5 separate regions of the Homo sapiens genome follow, and regions 1, 2, 3 and 5 are each linked to region 4. The links are chromatin contacts, found by Hi-C or POLR2A ChIA-PET in ENCODE. All regions are on one chromosome and are shown on one strand. Each heading gives the region's core, a stretch centred on a gene start or an enhancer-like site at or near the end of the contact. The rest is flanking DNA. Distances are from core to core; before and after follow the strand shown.

What was found. Hi-C counts contacts between places; a loop is a spot of excess contacts on that map. ChIA-PET counts read pairs that join two places held with the same protein, here RNA polymerase II (POLR2A). Pooled maps may share reads with other maps.
Region 1: a loop to region 4 is called in a map of CD8-positive, alpha-beta T cell, with 2.2 times the contacts of the local background. The contact joins the enhancer-like site here to the promoter of GRAP2 in region 4. A Hi-C loop is called at or near these places in 1 of 168 maps with a recorded cell type or tissue (CD8-positive, alpha-beta T cell).
Region 2: a pooled map shows a loop between it and region 4 (4-fold over the local background). The contact joins the promoter of TAB1 here to the promoter of GRAP2 in region 4. A Hi-C loop is called at or near these places in 1 of 168 maps with a recorded cell type or tissue (heart right ventricle) and 4 of 50 pooled maps. POLR2A ChIA-PET finds 5 or more read pairs at or near these places in 1 of 52 experiments (naive thymus-derived CD4-positive, alpha-beta T cell).
Region 3: a loop to region 4 is called in a map of naive thymus-derived CD4-positive, alpha-beta T cell, with 2.8 times the contacts of the local background. The contact joins the promoter of TNRC6B here to the promoter of GRAP2 in region 4. A Hi-C loop is called at or near these places in 1 of 168 maps with a recorded cell type or tissue (naive thymus-derived CD4-positive, alpha-beta T cell), 1 of 37 single-sample maps with no recorded cell type and 11 of 50 pooled maps. POLR2A ChIA-PET finds 5 or more read pairs at or near these places in 3 of 52 experiments (GM12878, H1 and activated CD4-positive, alpha-beta T cell).
Region 5: a pooled map shows a loop between it and region 4 (3-fold over the local background). The contact joins the enhancer-like site here to the promoter of GRAP2 in region 4. A Hi-C loop is called at or near these places in 1 of 50 pooled maps.

Annotation. Positions count from the first base shown.
Region 1 is chr22:40,235,897-40,241,312 of GRCh38, reverse strand. The region is part of intron 1 of TNRC6B (trinucleotide repeat containing adaptor 6B); the gene reads right to left. Among named protein-coding and RNA genes, the nearest start is that of TNRC6B, 61 kb to the right of the region's middle. RefSeq lists an enhancer at 2,607-3,508. Within about 2 kb of position 2,117, at least 13 of the 41 ENCODE cell types and tissues checked have a DNase peak (open chromatin) inside an H3K27ac peak, as active enhancers do; they include CD8-positive, alpha-beta T cell, where a contact is called at or near this core.
Region 2 is chr22:39,397,707-39,403,369 of GRCh38, reverse strand. TAB1 (TGF-beta activated kinase 1 (MAP3K7) binding protein 1) reads right to left here and starts at 3,590. Exons shown (of 11, transcript NM_006116.3): 1 at 3,535-3,590. The coding sequence starts at 3,567. RefSeq lists a silencer at 3,232-3,371 and an enhancer at 3,532-3,651.
Region 3 is chr22:40,174,908-40,181,036 of GRCh38, reverse strand. TNRC6B (trinucleotide repeat containing adaptor 6B) reads right to left here and starts at 3,112. Exons shown (of 23, transcript NM_001162501.2): 1 at 2,897-3,112. The coding sequence starts at 2,901. RefSeq lists an enhancer at 3,224-3,273.
Region 4 is chr22:39,898,001-39,903,594 of GRCh38, reverse strand. GRAP2 (GRB2 related adaptor protein 2) reads right to left here and starts at 2,511. Exons shown (of 8, transcript NM_004810.4): 1 at 2,265-2,511.
Region 5 is chr22:40,382,685-40,388,219 of GRCh38, reverse strand. The region is part of intron 1 of SGSM3 (small G protein signaling modulator 3); the gene reads right to left. It also overlaps a transcript of ADSL not described here. Among named protein-coding and RNA genes, the nearest start is that of SGSM3, 15 kb to the right of the region's middle. Within about 2 kb of position 2,664, at least 10 of the 41 ENCODE cell types and tissues checked have a DNase peak (open chromatin) inside an H3K27ac peak, as active enhancers do.

The DNA of each region.
Region 1 (5,416 bases), core at 868-3,367, 340 kb before region 4:
GTTATATTGTGGTTTTACACCAGAATGTTCTTTTTGTTAGAAACAGACTATAGTATTGGTGAAAGGGCTACAGGTGACAGCATTGGATCAGCAGTTAATTCTCAAATGACTCAGGGGAAAAAGAGGCTTTTTAAAATCATACAGATTCAAACTCTGTAAGTTCGAGATTGTTTCCAAAAACAAAAGAAAATATAAACAACAAACACAAAACTATTGCTCAGGCAGTACCCCAGGTCAATTACATAGAAATCTCCAGGGATTTTCAGAAGTCCCTCCAAGTGGTTCTAACATGTAGCTAGGGTTGAGAAACTGCTCTAAATTCTTGTTTATACCTACACTTGAAAACATTATTACCTGATTTATGTCTCAAAAATCAAACCTCCCATCACCTGAGCCCAGGAAGCTGAGGCTGCAGTGAGTCATAATCATGCCACTGCACTCCAGTGTGGGCAACAGAGTGAGACCCTGTCTCCAAAACAAACAACAACAATAAAAAACCCTCCCATACAGCAACAAATGCAAATGCCAGGTGACTAGGTGGGTCCTACTTGATCATCAATTGCTTCTAAGTATGAAGGGCAAGAGAAATCATTCATATTTTCTCTCATCTCTAAATATACAGCCAGATGTAAAACTCATCACTTTCAAATTATTTAATTCATTCAACAAATTCAGTTAAGTATTTACTGAGTCTCTACTATGGCTTCCAAAGCAATACTATGGGCACCTCCAATTCCCTAACTTTGTGCCAAGAATAGTTTATAGGTGCACCCAGCTTCCAGGTACATATGGAATACAAAGCCCCTCAAACTCCTTACAGCCCAGCCTGGGACTGCTGCTAGCCCAGTCCAACCTCATCTACTTACCCCAGTGTGCTGTACTAATCTTTTCTCTGTGTGTCTTGACCTGAAAAGGTTACGAAGCATTGTCTAGGGGAGCTGGGGGTTTAATATTGCCTCTGCAGGGGACGAATGTGTGGGAGGTACTGTGCAGGCAGGCAAAAGATAAAGCAAGTGCAAACACCATAATCTAGAATAAATCCTGAATGGTAAAAAGCCAAACTACTCTTGAGAACCTCTCAGGTGAAGAGCGAATACAACAGTGTTTTCTTCTTAATTTTTTACAATAATAGTAGAGAAAAGTAGAAGTGACTTGTACCTGAATAGAAAATACCCAATATTCGGCCGGGCACAGTTGCTCATGCCTGTAATCCCAGCACTTTCGGAGGCTGAGGCGGGCAAATCATGAGGTCAGGAGTTTGAGATCAGCCTAGCCAACATGGCGAAACCCCATCTCTACTAAAAATACAAAAAAATTAGCTGGGCATGGTGGCGGGCTACCCAGCTGCTTGGGAGGCTGAGGCAGGAGAGTCATTTGAACCTGGGAGGCAGAAGTTGCAGTGAGCTGAGATCGCGCCACTGCACTCCAGCCTGGGAGACAAAGCGAGACTCGGTCTCAAAAAAAAGAAAGAAAAACAAAAAAAGAAAATACCCAATATTCACAATATTCACTTAAGCTGAGGCATAACAAGACTGCCCCGCATGCAAGTTCAGAACACCAAAAAGCAACGATGCTGAGATCCCTAGGAACCGGCTACATCCCAGAACTGAACCCTCCAATGGTCCGAGACCATGCAAAGGGAAAGCTAAGAGCTTGAAGCATCTGTAATTGGCATTCAAAGCCATTCATAGTACAGTTCTAGCTTTTACATTTTCCTCATTCTGCACGCCTGACAAAAACCATCCTCTTTAATGCCCATCACACCTTACCCTAGTGGCAAGTCCTAGCTCAATATCCACTTGCTTCAACAGCACCATCCCCAGTAACTCCAACTCTAGAGAAACTTGCCTTCTTCTGCAGACCCCACAACTATTGCCCCGTCTCTTGTTTGGCCCTCAAGGTCTCAAGGCAGATGACACCGGTACTGGCAGCATCAGAGCACCTGAAGTGACTTTCTGCGGCATGGCTGCTTTTACCAGGGTGGTAACAGGCACAGACCGGAAGGCACAGACTGACTTGGCTCTCTTCTACTAGGATGTCCAGGAACTGACTCATTCCTTTAACAAACATTTATTGTCTAATATGAGCCAGGCACTTTTCTTTTCTTTTTGAGATGGAGTCTTGCTCTGTCACCCACGCTGCAGTGCCGTGGCGCAATCTCAGCACACTGCAACCTCCGCCTCCCAGGTTCAAGTGATTCTCACGCCTCAGCCTCCTGAGTTGCTGAGATTACAGGCGCCTGCCACCACGCCCAGCTAACTTTTGTATTTTTAGTAGAGACGGGGTCTCACTATGTTGGCTGGCCTGGTCTTGAACTCCTGACCTCAAGTGATCCGCCCACCTTGGCCTCCCAAAGTGCTAGGATTACAGGCGTGAGCCACTGCGCCCAGCCGAGCCAGGCACTTTTTCTAAGCACTGGAGATCTGGCAGAAACAAAACCGAGCTTTGGCTCTCATGTGACTTACATCCCAGTGGGGGAGAAAGGCAACAAATGAACAAGATATACAACAAGATGCATGTATAAAATACACAGTTCAGGCAACAACAGTGCTCAGGAGAAGACAGTTCACCTGACAGAGAAGGAGAGAGGTGGGGAGAGGGCAACACCTTCCATATAATAGTTAGAAAAGGCCTCTGATACAGTTGCATGAGAATGGAGACTCACTGAGGTGAGGGATGGGGCCATGTGGGTATCTGGGGGTGAACATTCCAGACAGAGGGAGTGGCAAATGTCAATCAGTGAGATTGGTGTATCTGAGGAATGGCAACCAGAATGCAGTACAGGGTGTAAGGGAGAAGGTGGCAGGGATGAGACCAGAAGCAGGATTCGGTGGTTGGGGGCGGGGGGATCTCCTTACAGGGAATGCATTTTTTAAATTAACCAGCACATATTTTCTGGTAATTGAATAAGGAATCAAATTGCGACTGGTGAACACAAGCACCTAAATGCAAAACTTCCAAAACCTCTCATTCTCAGTTTCAGTCAGGAGGCCCGCCTCTCTCCTCAGCTGTCAACCTTGCTATCGGGGGGCTGGCCTGCTGCACCAGAGCACCCACCACACTAGAGAACGGCGAGTCGAGTGTGTGTGCGTTTGCCACAGCTGAAGCCTCTGAGCACAAGGGAAGGGGAATGAACCTTCCTTTTCTCCCTGCCCTATGTCCGTGGCACAAACACCAGAAACACAGTAGGGCCTCCAAGTAAATGCTACCAAAATGCATCATTAAAGAGTGAGCAACACTTTCTACCCTCCCGGGGGAGATGCGTTTAAAGAACAGCCTCAAAACAACGAACTACATCATCTAATAAACATGCTGAGTGTCTATGATATGCCACGCACTGACCTGTGACACAATCAGGATATAAGACTGGGCAAAAGAAGGATGGTCCCTGCCCTCAGGGAGCTGACATTCTAGATGGGAGACAGAAAACACACACACACAACGCCAGGCAATGCCATGAAGACAAAAAGCTGGAAAGGGGCCAGAGTGTCTAAGAGGGAAGAGATGGGAAGAGGGGGCTGCCTTCCATGAGGCGTCCGTAGCGGGCATCTGTGAGACAGGGACATCCAGACTCCTCCATAAAGAAAGCCATCTGGGAGATGAGTGACCAGGCCAAGAGAAGAGTAAGTCCCAGGGCCTAAGATGGGAAAGTAAGTGCTGGGTGTGAGTTTGGGGGAAGGGAGATGGCTACCCCCACTTCTTCCTTCTCTCGGCAGCAAGCCTCCCCAGACACACACCCACACCTTCTCTGGTTTTCTGGCTTACTTGGTAGTCACCCTCATCTACACCAGAAGAACTGGGCACCGTGGCTGCAAGTTTCCCTTCCGCCGCATCAGTTCCCTCAGTATTTCAGTGCTCACTTGATGCCAGGCACCAGGCTGAGGCTGAGAATTCAGCAGCAAACAAGATGCAGTGCTGCCTGCTTTCCTGGGGCTCTCAGTTCCACTTTTTAAATAGTCCTACCTCACCTCACAACCCAGACAGCACCTTCAGGGCAGAAAATGTGCTCTCCTTGCTCTGTTCCCTGTCTCTACCACACTTTGGAATACTCTGAAGACAGCCTGCAGTGCCTTTGCTGTTTTGAAAGTACCAGGATCTTGGATGTGTGAATTCAAGCTTGTGATAATCCAGGTTAGAGATCAACTTTTGTTTTTGTGACAGAGTCTCACGCCATCTCCCGAGTGCAGTGGCACAATCTCAGCTCACTGCAGCCTCCGCCTCCCAGGTTCAAGTGATTCTCCTGTCTCAGCCTCCCGAGTAGCTGGGATTACAGGCATGCACCACCACGCCCAGCTAATTTTTGTATTTTTAGTAGAGATGGGGTTTCACCATGTTGGTCAGGCTGGTCTCGAACTCCTGGCCTCAGATAATCCGCCCGCCTCGACCTCCCAAAATGTTGGGATTATAGGTATGAGCCACCATGCCCGGCCAAGAGATAAACTTCTTTCCACAAACTAGAGTCATGACCAATGGTTGCTGTATGCATGTCTCTGAGCCCATCGTGCCTCAAACATGCAGGAGAGGCAGGGCTGACAATTTCACACTTGAACATATTAATCTCCACCTGTAGGCTGATGGGAATGAAAGGATGATAAGAACCTTAATTCAGAAGAACAGCCAGGGTTCATCTTGACAGGAAATGGCTCCACATTCCCAGAAGCATCTTCCCTTCCATTAAGGTCTGGATGACTGGCTGTAACAGCATCAAAACCTATCCCTGACACCCTGTGATCAGTAAGTGTGGCAGCACCTTCGGTCCTAGTTCCAACTCCACAAAATCAAGGCAGACAGACCGGAACAGGAAGAGAGCCACCCAACACGGGAACTATGCCAGAAGTAAACTAATACTGTAAAAGATTAAAAAGAACTCCACAATAAAAAGGAACAAACCATTAATAATACACCAACTTGGATGAATCTCCATGGAATTATGCTGAATGAGAAAAGCCACTCCCAAAAGTGTCATACTGTAGATTCCATTTAGATAATATTTCTGAGATGACAGGTGGTTGGGCGCCAGAGGATACAAAGGGGGGTAGGGTGAGGCAGGAGTGGTTATAAAAAATGGTGACACTAGTGACCCTTGTGGTGACAGAACTGTCCTGTATTTGATGGTGGTGGATACATGAACCCACATGTGATAAAATTGTATAGAACTAAACACATAGGCAATTAAATACAAGTAAAACTGGGGAAATCAAAATTTGGCAGATCGTATCAAAATCTGGGTTGCGACATTGTACTATAGTTCTGCAAGAAGTTACCATTGTTGGAATGGCATACAGAATCTCTCTGCCTTGCTTCTGGCATGTGAACCTACAATTATCTCAAAAATTTCAATTAAAAAAAGAGAGCTTCAAACATTGACTCATCTTTTGGTCTCCTGTTTGAAATTTTGTCAAGGACTCCTACTTTA
Region 2 (5,663 bases), core at 2,341-4,840, 500 kb after region 4:
TTTTCATCTCATCAAATGTGGAGAAGTCTTCCCTTACCACCCTGTCCAAAATGGCACCCCCAACATTCTGTGTGTGAATCTAGACTGTTCCTCATAGCACCACCTGATGCTGTAGTTTGGATATTACAAAATCACAGATGATCTGTATCTGTTCGGTGCTCACTGTCTGTCCCCTTTACTAGACCATCAGCTCCACAAAGGCGGTGTCTCCTGCACCTGCAGGGTGCCTAGCACATAGTGAGTGCTCAGGGACATTTAAGGGAATGAACAGCATTCACTCACGGCAGCACTGAAGGTAGAAGTTTCTGGTTAGCGGGCAACCAAGCCAGGCTAGTAGTGGAATGTGTCAGTTCCTTTAACACCAACAATACTCCCCAGAGTCCTCTTGGTTTGGAGAAACTAAGGCTCAGGGACATAAAGTGATTTGCCCAAAGCCAGTATGAGACTAACACTGTTTTATCCGGCTGAAAGGTCTGGGTCCTTTTGAACACATCAAGCTCTCCTTAGAACCTCTTTGTGGCCGGGCACAGTGGCTCACACCTGTAATCCTAGCACTTTGGGAGGCCCAGGCAGGCGGATTGCTTGAGGCCAGGAGTTCATGACCAGCCTAGGCAACGTGGTGAAACCCTGTCTCTACTAAAAATATGAAAGTTAGCTGGTGTGGTGGTGCACACCTGTAATCCCAGCTACTTGGGAGGCTGAGGCACAAGAATCACTTGAACCCACGAAGCAGAGGTTGCAGTGAGCCGAGATCACACCGCTTCACTCCAGTCTGGGTGACAGTGAGATCCTGTCTTCCCCATACACCCACAAAAAAGCTTTTTGCTTCAAAAGACCTTTCAAGGTACCACAGTGCCTGCAATGATGCTCCCACCAAGTGATCTACCAAGTGGCCCCAGCATACCCTTGCAAATGCCATTCCTGCAAACCTCCACTGACCCAGACCAATCAGGCCACTCTGCAGCCCCTCAACACATAGACTTGTAGTACTAATTGTACTTAACTTGTGAAAAGCTTAACAAACACATGCACACATATTTAAACACCTGTCCTTAGCCAGATGCGGTGGCTCATGCCTGTAATCCCAGCACTTTGGGAGGCGAAGGCAGGAGGATTGCTTGAACCCAGGATTCTAGACCAGCCTGGGCAACATGGCGAAACCCCATCTCTAGGAAGAAAAATGAAAACAAAAACACACGTGTCAAGAAAACACACATACACATCCTCCTGGAATGGCCCTCCTCTCCTCTGCTTGGCAAACTCCTCTCATCCTTTAAAGCCTCTAAAATTCTCTGCTGTCTGCCCAGGGCTCTTGACACAGGTCTACAATAACAAGACAGTGCCCCAGGTATTGTATCAGTGGCATATGCTCCTCCCAAGCTGATCTACAAACGCAGTGAGGGTGGGCACCACGCCTCATTCATATTTGCCCAGTAGCCACAGACCAGCAGCCCTCACAGCCATCTCTGAATGCAGGTGTCTGAGCTGAGTTGTTCTCCCCAGACTTGAGACAGTGGATGTGACATCAGCAAGCCCTACACACCACCTGGACATCCATACAACCTGTGAGAGGGATGTCCTGATCATCATGAGGGCGGAGGGGCCTTCTGATGACATCCCTGCCATCCCTTTGCCACGCACCAAGATGCAATGTGTTTAAAGCTAACTATTCTTGCTTTAAAAAAGGCCACCACCACCTGGAGAAACACATTCTGGGGCTAGTAGAGCTGGCCTTCTGCCTAACACAATTCCCTTTGGTTCCATCACATCTAGGAAGGGGAGAAGCTGGCAGCCACCTACTCTACATGACCCAGGTGGCTGCTCTCTTCTCAGCAAGCCAACTCAGCCTGCACCATTTACAATTTTCCCTCCCAATGTCACAATCCAACCAGCGTTTCCCAAATGCTAACTAGAGTGGGGACAGTTATACAGGGACCTTGCCCTCTGGGAACTTACAAAGCAGAGGGCCAGCCGTCTAAAATCAATGCCAACTCGGTAACAAGACAGACGTGCCCAGCAGTAATAAAATAAAGGAGTAGTAAAGGTGTGGAGGGGAAGACAGCAATCCCCACTGGGGAGGCCTGGGAACTGTGCTCCTGGGAGAATAATTTCAAGGCTCTGGTTCCAGGTTATCCCTGAGCCAATGTCTACTCACCTCTGTGACGCCAAGGGCGAGCACTGGACCTGGCTACAAACCTTTACTCATCCTTTCACAAATGTATTTATTGAGTGCCCAGCACATGGTGATAGATAATAGAGACACAGCGGTAAACAAGAGATCACAGGTCCCTGTCCTCAAGGAGTTTACTTTCGTTTTTTTTTTTTTTTTTTTTTTGAGACACAGTCTCGCTCTGTCGCTCCAGGCTGGAGTGCAGTGGCCCGATCTTGGCTCGCTGCAAGCTCCGCCTCCTGTGTTCAAGCTAATTCTCCTGCCTCAGCCTCCCGAATAGTTGGGACTACAGGCGCCCCCACCACGCTCGGCTAATTTTTGTATTTTTAGTAAAGACGGGGTTTCACCATGTTGGCCAGGATGGTCTTGATCTCCTGACCTCGTGATCCACCCGCCTCAGCCTCCCATAGTTCTGGGATTACAGGCATGAGCCACCGCGCCCGGCGGAGTTTACTTTCTAGTACAGGAGGCAGACAAGTCCATAGACAATTCTAACAGTGCCATGCATAGGAAGGACCCAGGAGGCCAGCACCCTACCCTGGTAGGTCAGAGTAGTCCATGGTGCCAACATGTGTGTGCATCTATGTGCACATACGCGTCAGAGGACGCAGGGCCTGGAAGACAGCGCCAAACCCATGAGGGTCCAGACCGGGGGTAGGGATGAGTCTGAAGACAATTCTTCCACTCAGCGCTCTCGCCTTAGGAGAAGGAAACTGAGGCTGAGGGAGACACAGTCAGAGCCAGGACCAGAACCCAGTGACAGCTACCACTGGTCATTCCTTTAGTACAGCCCAGGGGTTAAGGGGGTTTCTGGAATCACACTGCCTGATTTTAATCCTGCCTCAATACGTACCATTTGTGTGGCCTTAGGCAAACGACCACCTCAGTGTCTCAGTCTGTCAAATAGGAATAACAGTAGCACCTATCTCAGGGGGCTGCTACGAAAATGAAACTGACAAATGTAAAGCAATTAACACAACGCCGGGGATGCAGTAAGCGGTACACTGTGGATGCTGCTGTTATTATCATTGCACGTCTGCTCGGTGTCGCAGTGGGCTCGAGACTCGGATAGCTCTGCTGCCGCCCGCCGTGTTCCCTTCTGGCTCCAGGACGCTCCCGCCCTCGACGCCCGGCAGCAGCAGCCCACAGCCCCGGCGCCCTTGACCCGGGGGCCGGGCCCGCCGCGCACACACGCCCTGGCCTCGGGAACGAGGGGGCCAGCCCGAGGAGAGGAGAAGGTGGCTGACACACCCCACCACGGAGAGGGTGGCTGTCCAAACTCGGAGAAGGAGCCGTTCCTGCACCCGACAGCACCCCCGCCCAGGCTCCCAACCCCAAGCCCAGAGAGCGGGCCTGTTCCTCACACTCTGCAGCAAGCTCCTCCTCTGCGCCGCCATCTTGGAGGAACCCCTGCGGGAGCGCCCGCCTCCCCGCAGAGCAGCGAGTGGGGCGGCTAGAGCGGCCCGAAGGAGGCGAGGATGACCGCGCTGCCGGGGAGCATGCGCCCAGCGCCACCCCACGCCCGAAGAGGGATGGGGGTCGTAGCGGACCGTGTGCGCAGGCGCGCTCTTGCACGTTTTGTTGTTGTTGTTGTTGTTGTTGTTTTGTTTTGTCTTTTCCTCGGGGCCGATTGCTCCTCGCCCATCTTTATTATTTTTTGAGATAGGGTCTCACTCTGTCACCCAGGCTGGAGTGCAGTGGCGCGATCACAGCTCCCTGCAACCTCTGCCTTCCGGCCTCAAGCGATTCTCCTTCCTCAGCTTCCCGAGTAGCTGGGATTACAGGTGCCCGCCTCTCCTGCCCCAGCCTCCGGAGTAGCCGGGACTACAGGCATGAGCCACCACGCCCGGCTAATTTTTGTATTTTTAGTAGAAACGGGGTTTCGCCATGTTGGCCAGGCTGGTCTTGAACTCCTGAGGGTTCTTTGTGAACACAGTTGGTAAGGGGAGGACAATTCATTCACTCAGCAAATGCTACCTAGGTGACCCTGCTTGGCTCTATAGTGGGTTCTGCAGCGAGCAGGACAGGCCTTCAAAAAGCTAACATTTTATTTTATTTTATTTCATTTCATTTTATTATTATTTTATGTTATGTTATGTTATGTTATTTTTGAGACGGAGGCTTGCTCTGTCGCCCAGGCTGGAATGCAGTGGCGTGATCTGGACTCACTGCAACCTCTGCCTCCCGGGTTGAAGCGATTCTCCTGCCTCAGCCTCCCGAGTAGCTGGGGTTACAGGCGCCCGCCACCACGCCCAGCTAATCTTTTACATTTTTTGTAGAGACGGAGTACCGCTATGTTGGCCAGGCTGGTCTCAAACTCCTGGCCTAAAACGATTCTTCTGCCTGGGCCTCCCAAAGTGCTGGGATTACAAGTGTGAGCCACCCCGCCCAACCTAAAATGTTAACATTTTAATTGGAGAGGACAACATTTATGTATATAAGACATTCTGCCGGGGGCAGGCGCGGTGGCTCATGCCTGTAATCCCAGCACTTTGGGAGGCCGAGGCCGGTGGATCACCTGAGGTCAGGAGTTCGAGATCAGTCCAGCCAACATGGTGAAACCCCATCTCTACTAAAACTACAAAAAATTAGCCAGGCATGGTGGTGCACGCCTGTAATCCCAGCTACTTGGGAGGCTGAAGCAGGAGAATCACGAACCTGGGAGGTGGAGGTTGCAGTGAGTGAGCTGAGATCACTCCACTGCACTCCAACCTGGGCAACAGAGTGAGACTCTGTCTTAAAAAAAAAAAAAAAAAAAGCACACTTGTCACGGGAGCCCACTGTGGCTTGCACAGAGTTGGAGGAGAGAGATGAAGGGGTTGTAGGGACAGGCTCTGACCAAGTGGGCCCCAGGCAGGAGTTTATTCATCTGGAGGACAGAGGGAAGTTGTTGCCTTCTAAGCAAGCCATTGACAGGGTCCCATTGGTAGAGAGATGTTTGACTCCCAGGTTCAAGCGATTCTCCTGCCTCAACCTCCCAAGTAGCTGGGATTACAGGCATGCGCCACCACGTCTGGCTAATTTTGTATTTTTAGTAGCGATGGGGTTTCTCCATGTTGGTCAGGCTGGTCTTGAACTCCCGACCTCAGGTGATCCACCTGCCTTCGCCTCCCAAAGTGCCGAGATTACAGGCGTGAGCCATTGCACCTGGCACCTGCCTGCTTTTTATAAAATTAAACAAACATTCATTTGCAAGCCATCTCTCCCTGACCCCCACCATTTAAAAAAAAAAAAAAAACAGGTTCTCACTGTGTTGTCCAGGCTGGAGTGCGGTGGCACAATCATGGCTCATTGCAGCCTCAAGCTTCTGGGCTCAAGTGATTCTCCCACCTCAGTCTCCCGGGTAGCTGGGACTACAGCATGTGCCACTGCGCCCGGCTAATTTTTGTATTCTTGTAGAGACAGGCTATCACCATGTTGCCCAGGCTGGTGTCAAACGCCTGAGCTCAAAAGATCCTCCCGAGCTGGGCGCGGTGGCTCATGCCTGTAATCC
Region 3 (6,129 bases), core at 1,863-4,362, 280 kb before region 4:
AATTGAGATACCACTTCTGATGAACGCTACCAATTTTTGTGATCTTTCAGTCATGAACCTGTGACATTTTTTTCTGAGACAGAGTAATGTTGTGATATTATCACTAGTTGATCCAGCATTAGGAAATATAGATTGGTGGGGGGGGTGGCAGTTAATAGGGATTATATTCACTTTCTCCAATAAGAAACTTCCTCTGCATATGCCATCTCATTTTTAAAAAGTAAAACTACAACGTGCAAGTTCCAGCACCCCTGGATATTGCTCTTCATAACATCGGCCACATCTTTAAAGTTTTTAAAGCTTCAATTCACAGTACTCACAGAAAGAAAACTTCAACAGAAGGCACAAATTAAATACTATCCATCTGCACACTTAATTGATTACTCATTTTCATTTCCTTCTGGATGACCATCGTGTTGGTGAGCCAGAAGGATTGGCTCTGCAGGATCTGAGATCCAAAATGGCAGTCGAGCTATCAACTCACCAGAGCCATAATGCTTCCCATACGTGAAGCCAGGTCTTATTTATCTCACCTTTTAATTATCCAGGGGAAAAGAATATTTATAAAAAACATTTCAAAGAATCAAATGGCATTCATTGTATCATTCTCTGTTCTGCCTAAGACAGCAGGTACCCTGCTCTGGTTCCTCCTCTCTGCAAACTGAATTAACCTGCCATTCATATGTTTACACAGCCACAAAAACAAGATAATGGCAAAACATGGAAAGCCTAGGTTTTATCTCCTCTTCAGTAAGACCAACTTTAGGAAATAGGTGTAAAATGAATCATATAACAAGCAAAGCCCCAAAAAAGTGCTTTCATTTTCAGAAAAACAGCAACAAAAATCAGAGCTGATTTTCCTTTAGGTCTACCACAATGCAACATTCTCTATCACTAAGGTAATTTCTCTATCTTTTCCCTTTAAATTCAAGCCGTAAAAAAATTTAGAGACAACTTTGTTCCAGACTACCTCTTTAATGTAATGTTTCCAATCCTTCTTACACAAAAGCTGAATTTATATCATCAAAAAATTTACAGTGAATCTAAACAGTCACTTCTGTATTTATTACCATTACTAACATAACAACATTAATTTTTTAAAATAATAAAATCCTTGCTTGTTAGAGACAGAGGGCTTTAATTATCTTATGTATTCAAATGGAAAGTCTTTTTGTTAAATTAGCGTGAAAGTCCCTTCATCTACACACAATTGGCCCAAAGAAACAGGCCATTTTCAGCACAAGAGGCCAATCCATTTTAAGAGTGAATAAAGCTTTTGAAAGCACCACACACCCTCTTCCAGACTGTCAAATTTTCAAAATGGTCCAGCATTTTTTCCACTTTATCTTTTTTAACACTTTCAGGCCCAGTAAGCATCTCATAATTAGATTAATTAAAAAGGAAACAACAAAAAACACTGCTCCCTTCTGATCAAAATTATTCCATTTATGCTTAATTAGCTTTAATCCACGTCTACATATTTAATGATGGGGATATGACAATTCAACCCATTTGCATATTTTAAATGCCTTTTCTAAACTATACTTTGTAACAGATTTAGAAGAACAGTCTCTTTCTCATGCCAATATGCCACAGCATAAATCAGGAGGATACAAATTAGGAAAAAAAGAGAAAAGAAAACAAGGCCTCTCAGAGCCAGGGATGTGCTCAGGGGGGTGGAGTAATTTACCCAGGGGTGGGGGCAATTTACCCGCCACATCACAAACTACAATCCTTTCAGCCCACCAGACCGAGAAGCATTACATCACACTCTCACAATGATAGGGGGAGGAGGCTCTGAGAAAGCAAGTTTTCAGCTTTCTTTCCTCCCTGCTCTCAGGCTTCCAGAATCCTGCATTAGGAGTAATGGAATTTAACTTCAGGCACTGCACAGCTTCAGGGGTTACTAACAATCACATAGACTGCTACTTATACATGTGACCCTAAATGACCACTTCGCAGTGGATACATGGCCGAAACAGGCAACCACACACTCACACGATGAATTTATGCTGAAAAACTCAGTTTTGCATCTGTGTAAAATTAAACAAAAATTTTATTTCGTGAGGAATGAAGAAGGCTAATACACAGGGAGAACTGATAAAGAAATAATTTCTAATCGCGGTGAATAGCTGTTCATATCTTTAAAACACCATGTTTACAACATAGTCCTACCCTTTGGTTGAATCCAGGATCAAAATAAAAGCGCATCTGGCTGCACATTTGAGAACACACACAGAGACCCAGTGCAAATGAGCGCGCGCAGAAAGGAGAGGGGTGAGCCACATATTGCTTGGGAGGTTTTCAAGCAGGGGAATCTACAAACCCCAAACCTCCTGGTGTTCACCCGCCCCCAACCTGATGTTTAAAATGTATTAGGTCTTACTTTAGGTTTTACATCTCTCTAGGAAGGAGGGCCCAGTTTAAAAAATAAAAAGATAGAAAAAGGCTTTCCCGTTCTAGGGCTTGCCCTCCCAGATCCTTTGTCGGCCTTAGCAGCCGAAAGAATGCAAACCCATTTATATTTATGCAAATTTTTGCAGCAGATTTAAGGGGGGAGGGGGAGGTCTGTGTTTTTTAAAAACCTCTTTCTAAATAGCAAATTTCCAATTACTCGCAGCTTCATTTATTGCAAGATAGAAACGATGATGAAAATCTGCATATACATTAAAAGTGCAATTAAATCACTTCAAAATCTAAATATTTTACCACGTCTTTTCCATTTCTAAAATGCCGAACCAAAGTACATCACGGGTCTGATTTACACAGATCCACGAAATGTCTGAAGCCAGTCTCCATGCTAGACAAATGTCGATTTGCAACACCACCAGTGAAAACGGTTAGACAAGATCCATATAAATCAATTGGTTAAAAAAAATTGAAAATATTTACCAACCTCATAAAGTGCAGCAGTGCTTAAATCCAGCAAATTGAGGCATACAAGGTAGAAATGGAAATGAAAAAAGGTCCAAAAAATGAATTCTTTTTGTCTATCTGTTTTTTTGTATTTTAAATATTCAGAAACCAGCAGAGACTCTGTCGGCCATTTTGGCTTGAACTAACTCTCTCTCACACACTCTCCCTCTTGCTCTCTCTCTCCCTCTCTGTCTCTAAAGGAAGCAGCTTTTTGTGACCTTCAAATAGAGGCAGATCATGTGACTTCGGGTAGGTTTGTCAATCAGGAAAGGGGAGGGAGCTGGAGCTGAGACTGCCTTAAAGGGGAAGCAGCCCTTTTCCACTCACTTTCATTTGTGAAATGCTGTTATCTCATACTCTCCGCCTACAGACACTGCATGTGAAAGTGGCAACAGCATAAGGGTAACAGATGAACAAAACAGAAAAACCTTTATTGGTTTATAGAAATATGCTCAGTTGCTAACGATTCTTACAGCTCCTGGATCTTCTCCTGGCTCGCTTGCTAGTTATTCTCTAGATGTTTGGGCAAGCACAGGCTGGCAAACTGCTCTGTAAAAGGGGCTGAAACACAGCTCTACCAAACAAGAGGCTTTAGCTTTGAAAGAATGAGGTGAAATACAGGGCACGACTGATCTCTAAGAAACTCCTAAAATGTATAGAAAAAGACTGAAAGAAACGCACAAAAGTATAAACTGAACTGCAATTCAGAAAGGTTAAGTGACTTATCCCAAATCACACAGCTGAACAGCTGCAGAAGAGGGACTGGTTTCCCAATTCTGAACTCTACACTTATTGTTTTGCCTGTATGTGTGTTCAGTACCTCCTCCCCCAAACCCAAATAAAAACTATGCTTCAGCACTGCAAACGGAGTTTCTCTGGGCTAGGGCAGGTCTGAGTCATCTTTAATCCCCTCCCCCACCGCAGGAGGTAGCTCTGCAGCTGAGGGAGCCTAGGCACTAAATTAAAACCTACCTGGTTTCCACCACTCCTAATCCCTTCTCCTTCGCATATACATCTCCACTCCTACCCACTTAAGAAACCCAAGCTCGGTTTGCATCTCCAGCCCCCGCGGCTCACAGGCCGTGTAACTTCACTGCTAACAGCAAGTAAGTAAGTCCCTTACCCATCCTCCCACCCTGCCTGGCCTCCGTTTTCTCATTGGTAGCCGGCGGAGATTGGGCTTCCCTAGATGGTATCTTTGGTTTCTTTCACCTCTGAAACTCTGCACTTGGCTTCTTTGAGTAGTTCTGTTCATCTTTTCCTGGCCATCTCAAAAGTTCGCCTCCACCCTGGGAAGGCTTCTTGACCCTCGCAGTCCAGACCAGGCCCTCCTGTTAACACTCCCATAATATCCTTTACTACTTCTTCAGAGCAATGGTCATAATTGCAATTTATGAAAGAATGTGCTTAACATTAGTCTTCCCCAGGAGACTGTAAACTGTATAAGGAAAAACACCACGTCTTCACTGCTCTGTGAGGCTCCACACCAAACACCACATAGGAGGTAAATAAATGAATAAATCAATGACTTGGACCCTATTCAGAAGGGCTGGGCTGAGTAGGAGGAAATCTGCCACCTGAATATAAAAAATGTAGGGGAATGAGGGTCACATAGTTCCCAGAAACTCGCATTCATCTATGTTTTAAGGACGGCTTCAGGAAAGAAAGTAACTAAAATGGTAAAAAGCGCATGAGGCCGGGTGCGGTGGCTCATACCTGTAATCCCAGCACTTTGGGAGGCCGAGGCAGGCAGATCACCTGAGGTCGGGAGTTCGAGACCAGCCTGACCAGCATGGAGAAACCCCGTCTCTACTAAAAATACAAAATTAGCCAGCGTGGTGGCACATGCCTGTAATCCCAGCTACTAGGGAGGCTGAGCTTAGCAGGAGAATCGCTTGAACCCGGGAGGCGGAGGTTGTGGTGAGCCGAGATCGCGCCATTGCACTCCAGACTGGGCAGCAAGAGTGAAACTCCATCTCAAAAAAAAAAAAAAAAAAAGTGCATGAGAATGCCCTGTGACTATCGACTCCACCTATCTCTATAAGCCAGAAAAGGGAGGATTCCCTAGTGTGCTTCTCCCATAAACTAGGCTGCCATGCCAGCCAGCAGACAACTGATGGATTCTAGAAACCCGGCTTTCCTTGAAAAGGAACCTACGAATGCTTGTAAAATCCCACAACACTTGTTGTCATCCTGGCTTCTGGGTCTTTATACAGTCTCCCGCCTTTGCTCTTTCCACTCAGATATGACGACAGGAAAGGAGCTGTTTCATGGCAGGCAAAGGCCAATGCCTGGACAATCTGGTAGCCTGAATAGCTGTGGCTTAACAAGCTTCCACTGTCTTTGCCTAGCACTGAGTGAAATAGCCAGGCCCTGCACTGACAATTGAGATGCAGGAAAAAGCAGGAAACTACTAGAATGGAAATTCTGATTATTTAGTCTATTTTTATCCTTCCAATACCTTCCAGATGAGTTACTGAAAGCCTACTTGCTTGTAGCTGGCTCGATTTGTAAAAATGTGTGGAGACTGAACATCCACCTTGTTTTAATTTGTGATGGACATGCTTTCTTTATGAAACTGAACTTTGCTAAGTCTCCATTCCCCAGTGTAGAATATTATTGTATACAAATATTTATATGTGTTGCCTTGTAAGTGTTAAATAGCAAACTGCATGAAAAGTTTGGAAACAGAACAAACATATTTTAAATAAAATATTGGTTCTAATTTCAAATAATATGCTGAAAACATATATATATATATTTTGAGACAGAGTCTTGCTCTGTCACCCAGGCTGGAGTGCAGTGGCATGGTATCGGCTCACAGGAACCTCCACCTCCTGGGTTCAAGCGATTCTCCTGTCTCAGCCTCCTGAGTAGCTGGGATTACAGACACATGCCACCATGCCCAGATAATTTTTGTATTTTTAATAGAGACAGGGTTTCACCATGTTGGCCAGGCTGGTCTCGAACTCCTGACCTCGTGATCTGCCCACGTCAGCCTCCCAAAGTGCTGAGATTACAGGCATGAGGCACTGCGCCCGGCCACTGAATATTTTTTCCTTAACCTCCACATCATCTTTTCTATGCAATACCTCTAAATTTAATACAATTAGTCTAATCGTTTATCTAAAACAAACAAGTGCAATAAATACATTATTTCTCCCTTGTGTTTCCAGACATAATAGATTCTGTGATAGATTTATTATACTTTTT
Region 4 (5,594 bases), core at 1,262-3,761:
GAGGTGGGAGGATCACTAAACCCAGGGTAGTTGAGGCTGCAGTGAGCTGTGATTGTGCCACTGTACTCCAGCCTGAGTGACAGAGTGAGACCCTGTCTCAAAAAAAAAAAAAAAAAAAAGACTCATGAGGCTGTGTTATTATCATTATTATTATTTATTTTTGGAGATCTGCCCACCTCGGCCTCCCAAAGTGCTAGGATTATAAGCATGAGCCACCGCGCCCAGCCAAGGCTGTGCTATTTCTTTACAGACCAAGGTATGCTGGGCAAATACCTCAAATGGACAAAATGGGGACCTAGCGACCCTATTGTTTGATTCAAACAACTTATAAAGATTCTTTAACAAGTTTTGAGTTTGTTTGATAGGGGCACAAAAATGAATCATCTGCCCCCAGGATTATCCAGCAGCAACTGTTACTTATTTAAGAAATCGTGATGGAATCACACTTACTGACACATTTTCGAACAATTGCAGACTTTTCTTGACCCAGGAAAAAAGGGCAAGTTCTACTCAAGCTTAGGCATGAACCCTGTCAGTCATCAACACCAGTGGGTGTTATTATCTGGGAATCAATAAATATGTTGGAACTAGGATCATTTTCAGCTCTTCTAGGAAGCAATAGTTCTAAAAGAGATGGCTTCAGGAAATAAGTGAGAGACATTTTGTATAAGAAGTGGGAAGAAAATGATCAAGAGTCAAAGAAACAACTAATCATGATATCGCCTTGCATTTTTATAGAGCCTTTTTCCTAAGGCACTTCATATCTATGTTAACTCATTTATTCTTACAACATCCCTACGAGGTAGACAGAACAATTGAAAGGGATTTTCACCAGGGCCTAAGATGTGGGAGATATTCAAAAGGATATTGTATTAGCAACAGAGATATTTCTTCATATTGAATAGATTGATCATCTCCTTCTCCTCTGCTTCAGTAAAGTCATTTTTAAAAAGATAAAATCTATTACAATTTGGGGAGAATAAGATTTCAGTTTACCACATGGGAGACACTCCAAGTTCAATCTAAAAAAGCAGTTTTATTCAATAATATAGGGCCACCTCTCTTTTACAAAAAAACAAAAAAGGGTATGAGTCAGATTTTTTTCGTATTTGAAAATTAAATATACTTAGGTGGTCCTCTATTTACACAGTGTTCCTTATTTAATAGCAGATGGTTTTGTAAAGAGAATCACTATAAAATTATTCTATAAAGTTTTACATAAAATACTGGATTGTTAAAGGAGAGTAACTTCTGCTAAATACTCTTTCCGAAACCAAAAATAAGAAACAAAAAGGAGCCACTAAAGAACTAAACCGTTTATGACAAACATTGCTGCATAGAACAAAAGATTCTGCGACCTGAAGTTTCCCATCCTCAGATAACATAACGAGAACACACGAAATTTTTCCCATTGGATGTTTAGATCTAAAACACTTCCCACTCCTAGTTTATCTAGGGATGTGTATGTTCAATAGTGTGCAAATTATGCTGCATACACTTTATTAAGAAGGCCTAATTCCAGGTAGATAAATACGGTAAATTTTTTTTGACAGTATACCTGTCAGGGCAATACAGTACATTTTAAATTAGTGAAACCTTTGGTTGGTATGTTCAATCCTCACGTTCAGGAAGAGTTGGGACAAAGAACACAAAGCAGCTATCTTCAGACTGGACGCCTAAACCAGAGACAGTCATAGGGATGGAGCCTAACGGCTAGTACGAAGAGAGACAATACCCTTCCAAAATACACTTCAACATAAAGTTTTCTTTTCGTAAAGGAATGAAAACTGGTGTCCTTTGTACAGGTAACAAAAATGCGAACAGAACTAGAAATTCAAGCAAAGAGAGAAATCCTGACCTCAGAGTGCTAGTGTTCATTCATCACTGCTCAGCCCTCTACCACCCCCTCCAATCCCTTCCAATTTGGATTAAATTCTGACCATGGTGAAGTGGAATTTTACCTCCATGATCCCAAGGTCGAAAATCTTTCCCTGAGATGCTTCTGAAGCCAGTTTGTGGAGATTTTTGTGTTATGGACTGGGTAAGGAACAAGTGTTCTCCCAGTTCATTTGATAGAAGTCAAATCCCATCACCACAAACATTGTCACAGCAAAAGGTTTAGAGACCTTAGCTGATGGGACTTAAAAGCAATATTTAGAGAACTAGTGAGATTCATTTTAATTAACTCATACAGAACATTCTGCAAATTATAAAACTGTTCAAAGTTTCTAGAGTATATGTACAGATGTTGTATAATGACATACCTTTTGGAAGAGAAGGGGTTGAGTTTATGTCTTGGCTTTGACACCGAGTTATTAGAATCCTTTCTGGCAAGAAGGGAGACAAATTCAAGCATCAGAGTTACTGCATTTCAGAGTATGGATCCACTTTGTGCTGTCTTCCATGTACCACTCTGAAAGAGGGTGCAAGTTTACAGATCCATTAACTGTGCCTCCTCCTCCCCACCTCTTACTCCCTCCTCCAAACTAACCCTAGTCAGCCCTGCAGTCTGTAGGCAAACCACACAGGAACTAGCACATATGGGGCTTCGGAGAGTTGGGCGTGAGCCTTAGATTATGTGGTTTTGTTTTCTTGCTGCCAGAGTTGAACTAAAATGCAGGAGGTTCACTGAAACACTTTTGCTTCTTTATGCTTGGTTTCAGTTTTAACAATATCCCCCCTGAACACTTGTGTTCACATAAGAAAATTTATAGTTCTTGATATGGTCCATCAGCAAGCTGATCTTAAGGAAAACTCTTATTCTCTTAGTATAATCATGCATCCAGAGGAACATTAGGGCTTCTTGGGGGAACTTATTTAAGAGCACCCTCGATCACTCACAATGTTAAAATCCCAGGAAAGATGCTTTGTTCATACACTCAGCCTCTAATATTACTCTTGACAAAAAAAGAAGAAACATTCTGAGCTGGGATGCATTCTCACCCCAGGTTTGCCACAGTCCAGCATGAGGTGGAACCAGTTCCTTCAATTTCTGGGACTTCAATTTCTGTTGAGTCTTAGACTGAAGGCTTTCTGGGATTTAAGACTTTCCATTGACCTTGAGTTTTGTTACCTTCAACTTCCTTAGTTCTTACCTTTAAATGTACCACTCACCCTTCCCCCTATATCAACTGCAACTTGTGAAGGCCTCTTCCTTTCTCTTTGCTCTTGCTAGAAAATGGATTGCCAACGTTGCATCTTTTACAGAAAATTAGAGACATTGCTACTTGCTAAGTGGCACCATTCAGAGTTTGGGGACTGGATCCAAGATGAGGAGGGAAATGTTGGCTCACTGGGATGTTCCTAGCATTAATCCCTGGAATACCAAGAGGAGAGTGTCAAGGAGAGATTCAATTTGGGGTTCTAAAATTTAAACTTTTTCTGCAATGTGAAACGGCATCCTTTTCCATCTCTTTGCTTCTTTATATCTAAACCTTGCTTAAAATTTACTTTCTTAAAACCTTTTCCTTGGTTATAATTGCCCAACATTTTTATTGAAATAGAAAAGAAGAATCAGCAAAGTGTCAAGGTGACAGAAAATGCTCAGTAAATATTTGTCGAATGAGTTAAAGGAAGTAATTTTCTATCCATAACTCCTTTTTTTTTTTGAGACGGAGTTTCACTCTTCTTGCCCAGGCTGGAGTGCAATGGCATGATCTTGGCTCACTGCAACCTCCGTCTCCCGAGTACAAGTGATTCTCTTGCTTCAGCCTCCCAAGTAGCTGGGATTACAGGTACCTGCCACCATGCCTGGCTAATTTTTTTTGTATTTTTAGTAGAGATGGGGTTTCACCATGTCGGCCAGGCTGGTCTTGAACTCCTGAACTCAGATGATCCGCCCGCCTCAACCTCCCAAAGTGCTGGGATTACAGGCATGAGCCACCGCACCCGGCCCTGTAGCTCCTTAATAACAGGCTTTCTTTTTATTAATGCAACTTTGTCAAATTTTCTTAAATCCTGGTTATATCTGAAAAGGATCTCTGCTATTTCCACATTATAAAGATAAAATTTAAAAATAACAACATCTTGCTACTTTAAAAATAATAACGTCTCAACCTTGACCTCAGAATTATTCAGCCTTCTAAGGACCTTCTTGGATCATTACACTGAACAGCTCTATTGCCAAGTTTTTAAATGCTGAAATCCTCTGGCTACAGTCCTTATTCTTTGATAGCTCCCAAGTCGATGGTTTTGAAATGGTTAAAGGAGTCCCTAAAATTCTATGGTTGGGGAGTGGGAGCGAAGGGAAAATGTTGAATGGTGTTACATGGAAAGTATCATGGTGTTTTCAGCTTGTACCCTAATGAGGAAGCTAATTTTGCACCAGGCACTACTCCCCAGGGAGCAGAATATAATCCTTCCCCTTACAAGCATGGGACAGATTGCAGAACAGAAAAATCTCAAAGGCAAGTTATTTTGGTAGTAAGTACTGATTGACAGACATGTTATGTAGAGCATAGTGGGAGGGAAGCAAGGCCACTTGAGTGGTTTATTTCATAACAGCTCTGTAACTGAACGAGTGCAAAGGCAGATCCTAAGAATAAAGACCCTAATGTGAGAATGCCAGCATTTCAGTACTCACTATCATGAGATACTCAGAAAAATAGCAGCAAGATGAGGAGGATACAGTAACATGTGAAATATGGACTTAGCCACAGTGGAGAAGTTTCTTTTTTAAACCATACTTTGTTTAAAATTTTTTTAATCAATTCCTTTTGAGGGGTCATTTGTTTATATCTGAACTTCTGTTTTGTTTTGTTTTTTGTTTTATTTTGTTTTTTGGAGACTGAGTCTCGCTCGGTTGCCCAGGCTAGAGTACAGTGACGCAATCTTGGCTCACTGCAACCTCCACCTCCTAAGTTCAAATGATTCTCCTGCCTCAGCCTCCCGAGTAGCTGGGATTGCAGGCACCTGCCACCACACCCAGCTAATTTGTATATTTTTAGGACAGCTGAGGTTTCGCCATGTTGGTCAGGCTGGTCTCGAACTCCTGACCTCAGGTGATCTGCCCACCTTGGCCCCCCAAAGTGCTGGGATTACAGGCATGAGCCACTGCGCCTGGCCAATATCTGAACTTCTTGCCATAATTATGCTCAATTTAACTTTATGGTAAAATATGTACTTCTTATTTAATAGTGTGCATTCAGACATTCTCGTTTCATTTATTCAATAAATAAAGTTTGAACACCTACTCTGTGTTAGTCCTGTTCTAGGTGCTGGAAAACTATCAGTGAACAAAACATAATCTCTGCCCTCCTGGATCTTACATTCTGGTAAAGGGAGAAACAGAAGGTACATCAGATGGTCCTACTGTTAGGGAGAAAAATAAAATGATGCAAGAGCCACAGGGAGTGTGGCTGAGATGGGGGTTGCGATTTTACGTTGGGAAATCAAAGGACATTTGAGCAAAGTCTAGAACAAAGTGAAGAAGCCAGTACTTCCTGGATGGACATCTGGGGAAATAGCTTTTGCAGGTATAGGGACTAGCAAGTGCAAAGACTTCAGGTGGAGACATGTTTAACACTGTGAGTGAGGTGGAGAGGAGTTGGGATGGAGATCAGAGAGAGAGCAGAACATGTAGGGCCTTGTTGCCA
Region 5 (5,535 bases), core at 1,415-3,914, 480 kb before region 4:
CTGAGGTGAACATCCATAGTATCATACAAATTTCTCAGCTGCCTCCTCCAAAACTGGCATCAGCAGAAGAGCAAAGTAAGTCTAAGAATCACACTCTACCTTGAACTCCACTCCTGCTACAAGGTTTGCAGCTGGGTCTGCTTACCCTTCCCTGAGTCAATATTTTCTTTGTGACAGAGATAGAGTGTTCCTTTAGGCGAGACTGAGGTGTGACTGTGTAAGGGAGAACACAGACTGGAAACATATATCAGGGAAACAGGAACCTCACCCTAGAATTCAGCACACAAGGTATGCGTGTCCCCTTCCTGCACAGGAGTACCAGTTAAACTCAGCTGCCCTACGCGGACTTGCTCACACTCATAACTGTGCCAGGCTCCTCTAGTTCCTCATATCAAATAATCAATCATCCACAGTAATCTGGTTACTTACCTGAGTCCCTCCCTCGATCATTCCTCTAATATTTATGGCCTGGCAGTTTCCGGAAAGGATAAGGAAAGCAACTTCATGGACCTTCTGTCATTCCCACTACCAGGGGTGGGGGATAACCACCTCCCCCAGAAGTAGAAGTGAAATAAATACTAGTTAGCTAACTGCAACTCAGCTTTCAGGTAGCTCTGAAAAATAGCAGACAAGAGTTTTTGAGGAAAATAAAGCTCCTTAAGGGCTGACTGGCAAAGAAGGCCACTGAGACATTTATATTGAAAGTTTTATATTAACATAGGAGATTAGGGCACCTAAGAGGAGATCATAAATATAGTTTACACAGTTGCTATTTTTCATATAATTAAACTACACAGGTCAACAAACTATCTCATCTTTACATCATTTATTTGCCATTACCATCTATATAATTACCGGAAATGTTTCATTTGCAGATATGAACATACCTACATAACATTACCCTAAAGAATGGTAATTATACTACACTATATACAGTATTATAGAGTATATATGCTATTATACTCTGTGGCAGTGAGTAGACGGAGGTATCAGAAGGAAACCTATGAAAGAAGGAAAAATAATATGTGTTAAGCATTCATCACACTGCTAAGCACACTCACAGGCATTATCCCCATTTTACACCTCAGCAAAGGACTGACCCCTCAGCAGTCTCACTATACCATACTGACTAGCACAACTCTAGTTATCAACTTTGCAGACAGTTTCCAGAAAAGATCATGGAACTATCTGTGCATGTGCGGGAACAAAATATCTTGACTTGGGATGACATATCTAGTGGGAGCCAGCCAGATTTAAGACACAAAGCAACTAAAAAAAATTTTTTGTGTGTGAAAATTCAAAATTAAACAGATAAATTAGGAGAGAATTCTCATAAGAGCAAACCAACTTCTCTAACAGATCTGCACCTATATTTAGAGACCATTAACTTCTTTAGTACTGGGGTGCAGGGCAAAGGGACTCACACAAAGTCATGAATTATAGAGTTAGAAGGATCCTTTGGGTTCATCTCTCATACTTTTTGAAAAAAGAAACTAGGGGCCAGGCACACTGGCTCACATATGTAACCCGAACACTTTGGGAGATTGAGACAAGAGGACTGCTTGAGGCCAGGAGTTCAAGACCAGCCTGGGCAACATAGCGAGACCTGATCTCTAGTTGTCTTTTTATTAAAAAAAAAAAAAAAAAAAAAAAAAAAGTAAGAAAATTGGACTAGAGGTCAAAAGACTGATTTAAAGCAGCATAGCCAGACCAGAAGTCTCTGATTTCTACTACTTTAATCTGAAACTGAATCAAAAACTTGGAAACAGCTAGAGACAGGCCCATTGGATTACATTCAGATCAGCATCATTACCAACAGAAATCCCAGAAGATACGTCACGAGGTTGTCCTCTTACTGTTGTGAACCTTAGGGTTAAGCAGTCCATATCTTTATATTATTTCACACTTAATAATGCTGATTTCAACAATCAGGTCCATACACTTCACTCCCATGTTGTAAAAGTTAGACAACCATCTGAACTAACCATGAATTAATGACAACTTTTTGCCTCATCTAGCCCCATTTAAGTTCCTCTTGGCTGGGAGAGGTGGTGGCTCACATTTGTGATCCCAGCACTCTGGGAGGCCAAGGCAGATGGATTGCTTGAGTGCAGGAGTTCAAGACCAGCCTGGGCAACATGGCAAAACCCTGTCTCTACTAAAAATAGAAAAACAAAAAAAACAAAAAAAAAAACAAAAAATTAGCCGGGCATGGTGGCGTGCGCCTGTAGTCCCAGCTACCTGGGAAGTTGAGATAGGAGAATCGCCTGGGCCCGGGAGGTCGACGCTGCAGTGGGCTGAGGTTGCACCACTGCACTCCAGCCTGGGCAACCAGAGTGAGACCCGGTCTTCAAGAAAAAAAAAAGTTGTTCCTCTGCTCTTTCTGCTCATGTTCCTCCTGGACAAAGTTAGGGAACAAGCCACATGCTATTTATCTTCACGGTTGCTCAGCAACCTTCATTCATCTCTAGTTGACTTTTCATCATATTTCCTTCAGCGATACTTTCAAATCATTCTCATAATTCTTCTGAAACCCAACTACTCTCTGCTGCCACTCACCCCCAGCTGAGGGACTGTACTCCAGCTTTAACGAAGCTCAGCTTATTAGACTTAAGCTTCCTCAACTTCCTTATTCTCCGTGTCAAAACGGCTTTTCACCTGTTTGCTCTTTCTGCCCGCCCTCTCAGAAGAGAAAGTGGTTTTCTTCCTTCCTACGTTAAATTCTCCACCCACGAGAACCTTTCAACCCATTTCCTTTATACTCTTTTCCTTTGTGCATCTTCAGTCTTTTCTTCTCCAATGGCTTCGTGTCCACTGCAAATACTTAGATCTCCTGAACCCTGAATTAAACAAAACAAAACAAAGCAACTATCCCTGTACCCACTCAAGCTGTTACCTTTCTAGCTCTTATCCCTCTGCCTCACTGCCATACTTTTTAAAAGCGCCCATGCTTCATCAATCAACTCACTCCTTAAGCTTTTCACCCTAGCTTCTGTCACCACCTAAACTGGTTTCTAAGGTCTCCAGTGATTTCCTAGTCATTATTTGGAATCCAGTTCCTATGGCTTCATTTCCTGAAACTCCCTGAAGCATCAGACTCTGCTGACTTACTTTGGTTTCTTGAACTGTTCAATGACTCTGAGGGCACAGACCATATTGTTTTTTCTTCTCTATTTAACTGCTTCTTTACTGCCTCTTCTTTCTCCAGACCCCCAAAAAAGACATTCCCCACATCAGTCTTCTTTCTTTTAGTCCATTCCTAATGGATTCCAAATGGGGAGTCCATCCCTATTCTGAATGGGGATTTAGCTATTACTGTCATATAAATTACAAATCTCTATCTCTAGCCATGACAACATAGATTATTTCCAACTTATTGTTGGATAGCTTCATTTGACTATATACCACAACACATTAAAATATGTATTTCTTTTTTTTTGAGGTGGAGTCTTGCTCTGTCGCCCAGGCTGGAGTGCAATGGCGCTATCTCAGCTTACTGCAAACTCCGCCTCCCAGATCCATGCCCATTCTCCCGCCTTAGCCTCCTGAGTAGCTGGGACTACAGGCGCCCGCCACCATGCCCAGCTAATTTTTTGTATTTTTAGTAGAGACAGGGTTTCACCGTGTTAGCCAGGATGGTCTCGATCTCCTGACCTCGTGATCCGCCCACCTTGGCCTTCCAAAGTGCTGGGATTACAGGCGTGAGCCACCGCACCTGGCCAATATGTATTTCTTTTTAATTTTTTTTTAATTTTTGTTTATTTATTGGAGATGGGGGTCTCCCTATGTTATCCAGACTGGAATACAGCTGCACACCACTGTGCCTGGCTTAAAATCTGTGTTTCCTGAATAAATCTATTTTTATTCTATCTCAGATGATTCTTTTTAATATTCCTGTTTCTTCTCCCAAGACATTCAGATCCTAAGGTTTAGGGTAATTTTTGGCTCCTTTTTTTTTGTCGTTGTTGTTGTTGTTAGAGACAGGGTTTTGTTCTGTTGCCCAAATTGAGTGCAGTGGTGGGATCATGACTCACTGCAGCCTTGACTTCCCAGGCTCAAGCAATCATCTCTCCTCAGCCTCCTGAGTAGCTAGGACTACGGGCGCATGCCATCATGACTTGCTAATTTTTATTTTTAGAGACAAGGTCCTACTATCTTGCCCAGGAAGGTCTTGAACTCCTGCACTCAAGCAATCCTCCCACTTTGGCCTCCCAAAGTGTTAGGATTACAGGCATGAGCCATGATGCCTGGCCTTGGCTCCTGCTTTTACTCTCATATCAAATCAGTTGCAAGTCTACTGATTTTACCTCTAAAATACCTCTAGCATCTCCATCTCCATTTCCACTGCCTTAATCCAGACCCTCCCTGCCACTTTTCTGGGCCACTGTCAAAATCTCCTAAAGATTTCTGTGTCTCCAGATTATCATTCCGTTTATGTTAAACAAAGAGTAGGTTAATATCCCCTGAAGCACAGCTCTGATTCCATAGACCCCAATCTCTTTTTGAGTCAGCTCTTATTTTCCCTTCATGTACCCTAAGCTTTAGCCAACTGGGCCCCTCACTACTGTCTCAACATGCCTCTGTGCCTTTATTTATATTGTGTCCTCTGCTAAGAAGGCCACCTTCCATTTCCAAATATCCAGATTCCATCCCTCTTTCAGTGCTTAGCTCTGAAACACCACTTCTGTGAAGCTTTCCTTAGTACTTCCTCTCAACATTTACTTGTTCCTACTGACTTTTTTTTTTTTTTTTTGAGACAGAGTCTCGCTCTGTCGCCAAGGGTGGAGTGCAGTGGCGTGATCTCGGCTCACTGCGAGCTCCACCTCCCAGGTTCACGCCATTCTCCTGCCTTAGCCTCCCGAGTAGCTGGGAATACAGGCACCTGCCACCACGCCGGGCTAATTTTTTATATTTTTAGTAGAGATGGGGTTTCACCGTGTTGGCCAGGATGGTCTTGATCTCCTGACCTCGTGATCTGCCCGCCTCGGCCTCCCAAAGTGCTGGGATTACAGGTGTGAGCCACTGCACCCGGCCGTTCCTACTGACTTCTATCTCACTTTACTAGTGTAGGTGCCTTATCTATAAACTGAAAGCTCTTCAAGGGCTGAATCCTCATTAGCACCTACTACAGTACTTAGGGATTTAATAAATGTTTGAAGTAGTAATCGCCTGTTTCATGAGATATTTAATTACCTGTTTTATGACCTACACAAATAAACCTTCCATAGTATTTCAGGACTTTCTGAAGAAATCTACCTTCACCTTTATACAGTGTTACTGTGGAAGCAAGAAGGCCTGGGCCTGACAACTTGTTCTGCCACTTGGCTGTGTGGCCAATTCATCTTCCCTAACCTCAGCTTCCCTATCAGTAAAATTAGGATAATAGGTACCTGCAGAATAAGTGAAAAAGTTCTTAAAACCCCTATCACATGCTTGGCATGGAGATCCTATTTTCCAAAAATGGGCTAACACAATATAACGTATCTCACACATGCTCTTCTTCAAATGTGACGAAACTTCTCCCATTGAATGGTG